2 separate regions of the Homo sapiens genome follow, and region 2 is linked to region 1. Evidence: chromatin contacts called from ENCODE Hi-C or POLR2A ChIA-PET data. All regions are on one chromosome and are shown on one strand. The core of a region is the stretch at or near the end of the contact, and the rest is flanking DNA. Distances in the headings are between cores, read along the strand shown. Region 1 has its middle 170 kb from the start of ZNF608. Region 2 overlaps LOC101927421 (a long non-coding RNA gene).

Region 1 (2,784 bases), core at 29-2,528:
TCTTTGCAGCCCTCTGATGAAGTACCTCAAAAGCTAAGCTCCCATCAATCCTGGAGAGATAGAATCAGCAGAGCATAGTGGCAGAATGAATGGTTTAAAAGGAACAGCAGCGACCAAAGAACTTTTTATGCAGAGAAACCCCAAATCTGGGGCAAAGCCCTCCTGTTCATTTTATCTCACACAAGGTAGGTAGTGCTGCCTGTCAAGGTAATGCATTACTACACTATTTGGAAAAACTACAGTTCTAATTAGATGAGCAAATAAATGTTCATTTCAATTTATTAATATAGCTGTAGGCCTTGTTACAATTTATCTCCCGGTTTTGAGACCAATCCATCTCGAGCTGGGAATCATTGTGGTGAAGTAACGGGTTTTAATAATGGATACAGGCAGTGAATTATTCAGGCAGAAGGGAGCAAGCCTTGATGCCTTCACTCACTTCTTTAATTAACTGTGAGATGCTGACGAGTCTGGGCTGTCTCGAGGCTTTCTAAGTTTGTCTGCATCAGAACTGTGAATTTTTCTTGGGCCATAGATATGTTGTGCTTTCAGGTCTATGCATAGCCAAGAAGTGACACCAGCTATCATATTCTCATTTTGTCTTCTTATATTCTCAATTCTGTGTCTGCTTAAATATTATTTTCCTGCAACTTCTTGAGCAACGAACATTTTTCTTGACAAAATGAACATCTTTGCTCTACTGCACTTCTGGATAAGACTTCAACACATGAAAATCCAAGATATTTCAATTCTCATATAAGTTTGGGAACTAATCAATAAACCACAAAATCCAGTTCTAGTCACTTCAGTCCATTTAGCTTGTTTTAAAGCCATTTATTTTCATGGCTTAGAAATAAATAAGCTGCTAGAAAAGAATTTTTCCTCTCCATTTGACATAGCATCAAACAAATAAACAAAACTAAAACTCTTACTAAAGGCAGGTTCCATTATTTGTGGAGCTTTGCAGTCTGCCCAAGTGGTTTCTGTAAACAAAACCTTTTAGGGCTTGTCACTAAACAAATGGCAGAATATGGCTGTGTACGTTGAATTTTCTTCTTTGCCTAACACAGATCTTCTAAGTAGAAAGTGCATCTAGCTCACAGTCTTTGCTCCAGTGTTAATCAATGGTTTTTGCTGTGAACACATTAATAACATGCTTAGATAATTGATTCCCCTTAATCTGGACGTTCTACTTTGCTATTACCTGTGACCATGAAAGTTAAAAGAAAAGTGCACATAAGCTGTTTGACAGCAATTTATTTATGCTGTGACAAGATAGTTCCTCTTTCAATTTTGTCACATCAGAGAGAAAGTAAGAATCTGGGGGAGGTCTGAGCTCACCACTTCTTGGTAGAAATTGAATCACTTTTTTCTATAAATCAAAAGTCATGTTAAAAGCTCTGTGAAGTAAACAATGATGTATATGAATTAGCAGCACAACCATAGTCAATACAAATCAAAGTGGCTTTATGAAGGTATTGATGTTTTCAGCTCTTCCTAAGGTTGAATACATTTAAGCGTTTATTCCCCAGGGCATTGTTGATCCAGATGAATGTATTCACTTTGAAACGAGACCATAGTCGCCGCTAGAGACAAAACTACATACACTGACCCAGATACGGTTCTTCCCCAGACCAAGTGACCCCAGCTGCAGCCGGAGTGCTCACAGTAAACTGAAATTACATGAATGACACCCAGGGAAAGACGCTTGTATTATAAAGAGGCTACATTTCTATTTGGTTTACTGATGTATTAATTTTTCAAAGTTTGGAATCTCTTCAAATACAAGGTAAATGCATTTTCTAAGAATTTGGCCCAGTGGCACTCGTCTGGATGTGATAACCTGTTTTTCCTGTATCATGATTTAACTTAAACTACTCTTGTAAGTGACTGATTCTGTATCTTCAAGTTACATTCATACATCCTGTGACTGGATATTGACGAATTCAGTAGGTGCCACAGGCATATCTTGCTTGTCTGAAAGGAAAGTTAATTTTATACTAAGATGCCACCATTAAAATAGATAATGAAAGCATTGTTAGGATTTACCAGATTAGCTAAAGCAACAAAACATCAGATTGTAACTAGATGACCTCGGGGAAAAACACAGGATGTATATTTCCACAAAACATCCCGCATCATTTGACATATTCAAAGTAAAGGTAAGCCATGTATTTTGGCCTTTATGTTGTTCACAGAAGAGTTCTTTGCACACTGGATATACATTGGAATTCATCTTCCTTTTCTTCTTAGTATGTTAGAATATCTATGTCTTCAAAAGGGTCAGCCTCAAATGAGTGAGCCAAAGGCACTTACATGCAGACCAGTACTTATTAGAAAGAACTGAGAAATGAAACATAAACTGATAAGTGAGTGCAAGTCATTCATCTTTTTAAAGCCCATAAAAAGAGAATTGTAAATTAAAATGTCTACAATAGGTTCAACACCTCTCTCTCAGCCCCTCCCTTTCCTTTGTCATGCTACAGCATTCAAGTGTGGGAATGTTTCTCTGAAACGTGTAAATCACACATTTAGTCATGCCATACCCAGGAGCACCGTACCGGGAGGAACGGGGAGGAAGGCCAAGGAAATTAAATATGAGTCCAGCAGTTTGTTAATGAAACATTTACACAAGCAGTTTATATGGTTGTAATAAAAAAGGGGGGCCTCTTTCATCGCACCTTTTCATTACTTAGCACAGTCTTTAAGAGGATTAATGTGGAAGGGGGGAAAAGAATGTGCTTATCAGTTGAGTCTCAGGATTGGTAATGCTGAGTTCTTAAT
Region 2 (2,836 bases), core at 291-2,790, 280 kb after region 1:
ATAACCTTGGTGTTATAAAATGAGAACTATTTCCAAGCTCTTAACAGATTTGTTAAATAAAAGTGAGCATGTGGCTAACCCCTCCTCCATCTTCTCCTCCCCCTCTACTTCATCCCAGCTACCCCTCCCTGCTTTTCTGTGGTTTGTAGAAAATATGCATAGTTTGGGGATACACAGCTCTATAATCAATTGCTCTTTAAACATAAGATACCAAGGACTTTATTATAGGCCCTTAATGGAAAATACACTGAAGGAGAATACTCTGAAAGCAGATTAATGTATACGATGGAAATTTAATACCAGTAGCAGAAAGGGTCTTTTTCATTTCCCTAGTTCTTTGGTTGGGGGGAGAAAGGTAGTTTAAGATTCATGCCTTCAGGCACATCAGAAGGCATTAACAACTACATTTCAGGAAATTGTAATGTATAAAAATTCAATTTAGCCTGCTTGATTTTCTTTTAGTAGAAGAGGAAAAATGTTTGGCTGGAAATAAACCGTATGAAAATTCCCACAATTAGGAAGTATACAGCTATGTTTTTGCTATAATTTGATGTTATGCACAGTTGACGTGAAAAATTACTTTTGTGCTAGAATGATAGATTTCCCTCTAGATGGAAATATGCTATCTCTGTAATTTAAAAAGTAACAAAACCCACACATAATTTCAGTTTTCTTTCCTTACAGAGTAAGTGAAAATCTAGGGTTATACAAAGTTTTCACTTATCTTCCTCTTTTTTAAACTTAAATATGAAAGCTGTTTGGAAATTTGTAAAACTATTGGGCTTTTCAATCTCAGAAAATAATGAAGTAAATTTGGCAAGCATTTTTATTGTACATATTTAACACTTACTCCCTCCATTTATTCCTTGTCATAAAAATTTGGCTATAAAAGGAACTAAACTTACATAGAATTGAAGACCTCCCCTTCTTTTTTTTTTTTTTTTTTTTTTTTTTTACAGTTCTCCATCTAAATGGAAAATTCACACAGGGTACAGGCTAATGAATATGCATGAGTCTTCATGCATTGATATACATATGATTTCTCGTCTATAAAGAACGGTTTGGAAGACTTGTTATCTGACCAGAAAAGCCTGTAGTAAGTTGAGATAAAGGATGCTGACTCCAATCCCCTCAGCCTTTGCAACTGCTTTATATTCTAATCACTGCGCTAAGCATCTGTCCCCGGCAGGCAGCTTGTTCAATCTAGCAGATAACGAATGCAGCCCAATGGTGGCTGTGCTGGCCCTTCCCCACGCACGCGAGGAGCTAGTGTTCCATTCCTCTGATTACACAGGCAGCGGGAAAGCACTCTCAGAGCTGTAATTGCCTCCGTTTTGAAACATCTTCACCTGTTAGCCAAAGCTAAGTTGAATCACAGCAGAAATTATTAACAGTGGCTGTTTTCAAGCCAGCTTAATTTGAGCTGATGCTGCTGTTCACTTAACCCAGATGAATAGGTGTGCAGGACGAGAGTCTAAGCAGAGATGACACCCCAATGAATATTCGCTCGCAGCCCTGCTGCGGGGAGCTGGCTTGCACAACAACAGACGATTGTTAAAAAGCTAAGGGGGACTGGGGCGTTGGACGGGACTGGCTCCTCTTCAGGCACCTCTGTGCTCGTGAGAACTTCCTGACTGATGGCTGCTTTTAACAGCTAAATCATTTTTTCAATTAGTTTCCACAAATGTTGGCAAACACAGACTGTTTTTGGGGTTGTGCACAATGGTGTGAGAAACACTACCCTGCTTCCAGAGTGGCCAGAAACACTCTTTTTCAGAGAGCTGAACAGGCATTAAAATTTAATGGTCTGCTTTCATTTTCTCCGCAGTGTGCTTCAAGATGATTATAAATTACAGCATTCTGCTTACTTTTGACGGAATAAGTCATGTATCAGCATTTGATTTAGAAGCTATGTGTGCTTGACATATGAAACACATCTTGCAGATGTGATTTATCACAGAGCTCTTTTTTTTTGTTTCAGGACAAAATAGCTGAACAGGAGGCTCACCATTGTGACAGTGACCGCCATCCCCACAGTGGGGGTATGGCTGTGGCTTCCGAAGATTGAATCTTAGGAGTCTGAAAAATCTGAATTTATCTCTATTTTTCAAGTTGAGGAATTCTTTTGTTTTTCAAAGCTCAACATGATTCCTAAAGATCTCACTCTTTAAAAAAAAAAAAAACAAAACTGCTGGGAAAAGATGGGCAAGGCATTACTAAATATGGGAATTTTCTCCCAAAGTTAGATGGGGTGTCACAGAGCAAGACATCCCCCTGTAATGCCAGGGCAATTTGGGAAGCTGCTGGCTTATAGGGCCTCTGATGCAATATGACTGGCTCAGGAGGCAGGTTGAGAGCAGATGGGGGATTTGTCATTTGGATGGGTATGAGACTAGAGGGATGGTCTATAAAGGCAAAGCCTGATTCTGCTGTCAGCTAGTATATTTCTTTGCCTCTGAATCTATATCTGCTGGTGAACTGAGCTGCAACATGGCCAATCCATTCATTTCAGCATCTCTTTAGCAACAGCTCTGATGACTGTCGCCAAAATAGTTGTGTGAGGACCCACACTGATCATGAAATGATTTAACCAAACAATCAGCTGGGCCATGCTTTATTTACCAAGTCTGACTAATAACTATAACAAAGCTGCAGAAATCCTAAATATTATTTCAGAATCACATTTCCCGTAGAAGGTGTAACTTGGAAGTATATTCCCCTTCTTTGTCTCCTACTGCATCCTTTGCATCCTTATAAAACCAAATTCACGTTTCACCTTACCTCTTCTGTGTAGCTTTATCAGCACCTCCTGTTAGTTATTCATGGCCTCTTCTCT

The links. A loop is a pair of places that touch in the nucleus more often than their neighbours do. ChIA-PET counts read pairs that join two places held with the same protein, here RNA polymerase II (POLR2A). Pooled maps may share reads with other maps.
Region 2: a loop to region 1 is called in a pooled map, with 2.8 times the contacts of the local background. The contact joins two enhancer-like sites. A Hi-C loop is called at or near these places in 6 of 37 single-sample maps with no recorded cell type and 5 of 50 pooled maps. POLR2A ChIA-PET finds 5 or more read pairs at or near these places in 2 of 52 experiments (OCI-LY7 and Panc1).

Annotation. Positions count from the first base shown.
Region 1 is chr5:124,919,938-124,922,721 of GRCh38, forward strand. No RefSeq gene overlaps it. Among named protein-coding and RNA genes, the nearest start is that of ZNF608, 170 kb to the left of the region's middle. RefSeq lists an enhancer at 1,479-1,568. Within about 2 kb of position 1,279, at least 3 of the 41 ENCODE cell types and tissues checked have a DNase peak (open chromatin) inside an H3K27ac peak, as active enhancers do; they include OCI-LY7, where a contact is called at or near this core.
Region 2 is chr5:125,199,276-125,202,111 of GRCh38, forward strand. The region is part of intron 4 of LOC101927421 (a long non-coding RNA gene); the gene reads left to right. Among named protein-coding and RNA genes, the nearest start is that of LINC02240, 290 kb to the right of the region's middle. Within about 2 kb of position 1,541, at least 2 of the 41 ENCODE cell types and tissues checked have a DNase peak (open chromatin) inside an H3K27ac peak, as active enhancers do; they include OCI-LY7, where a contact is called at or near this core.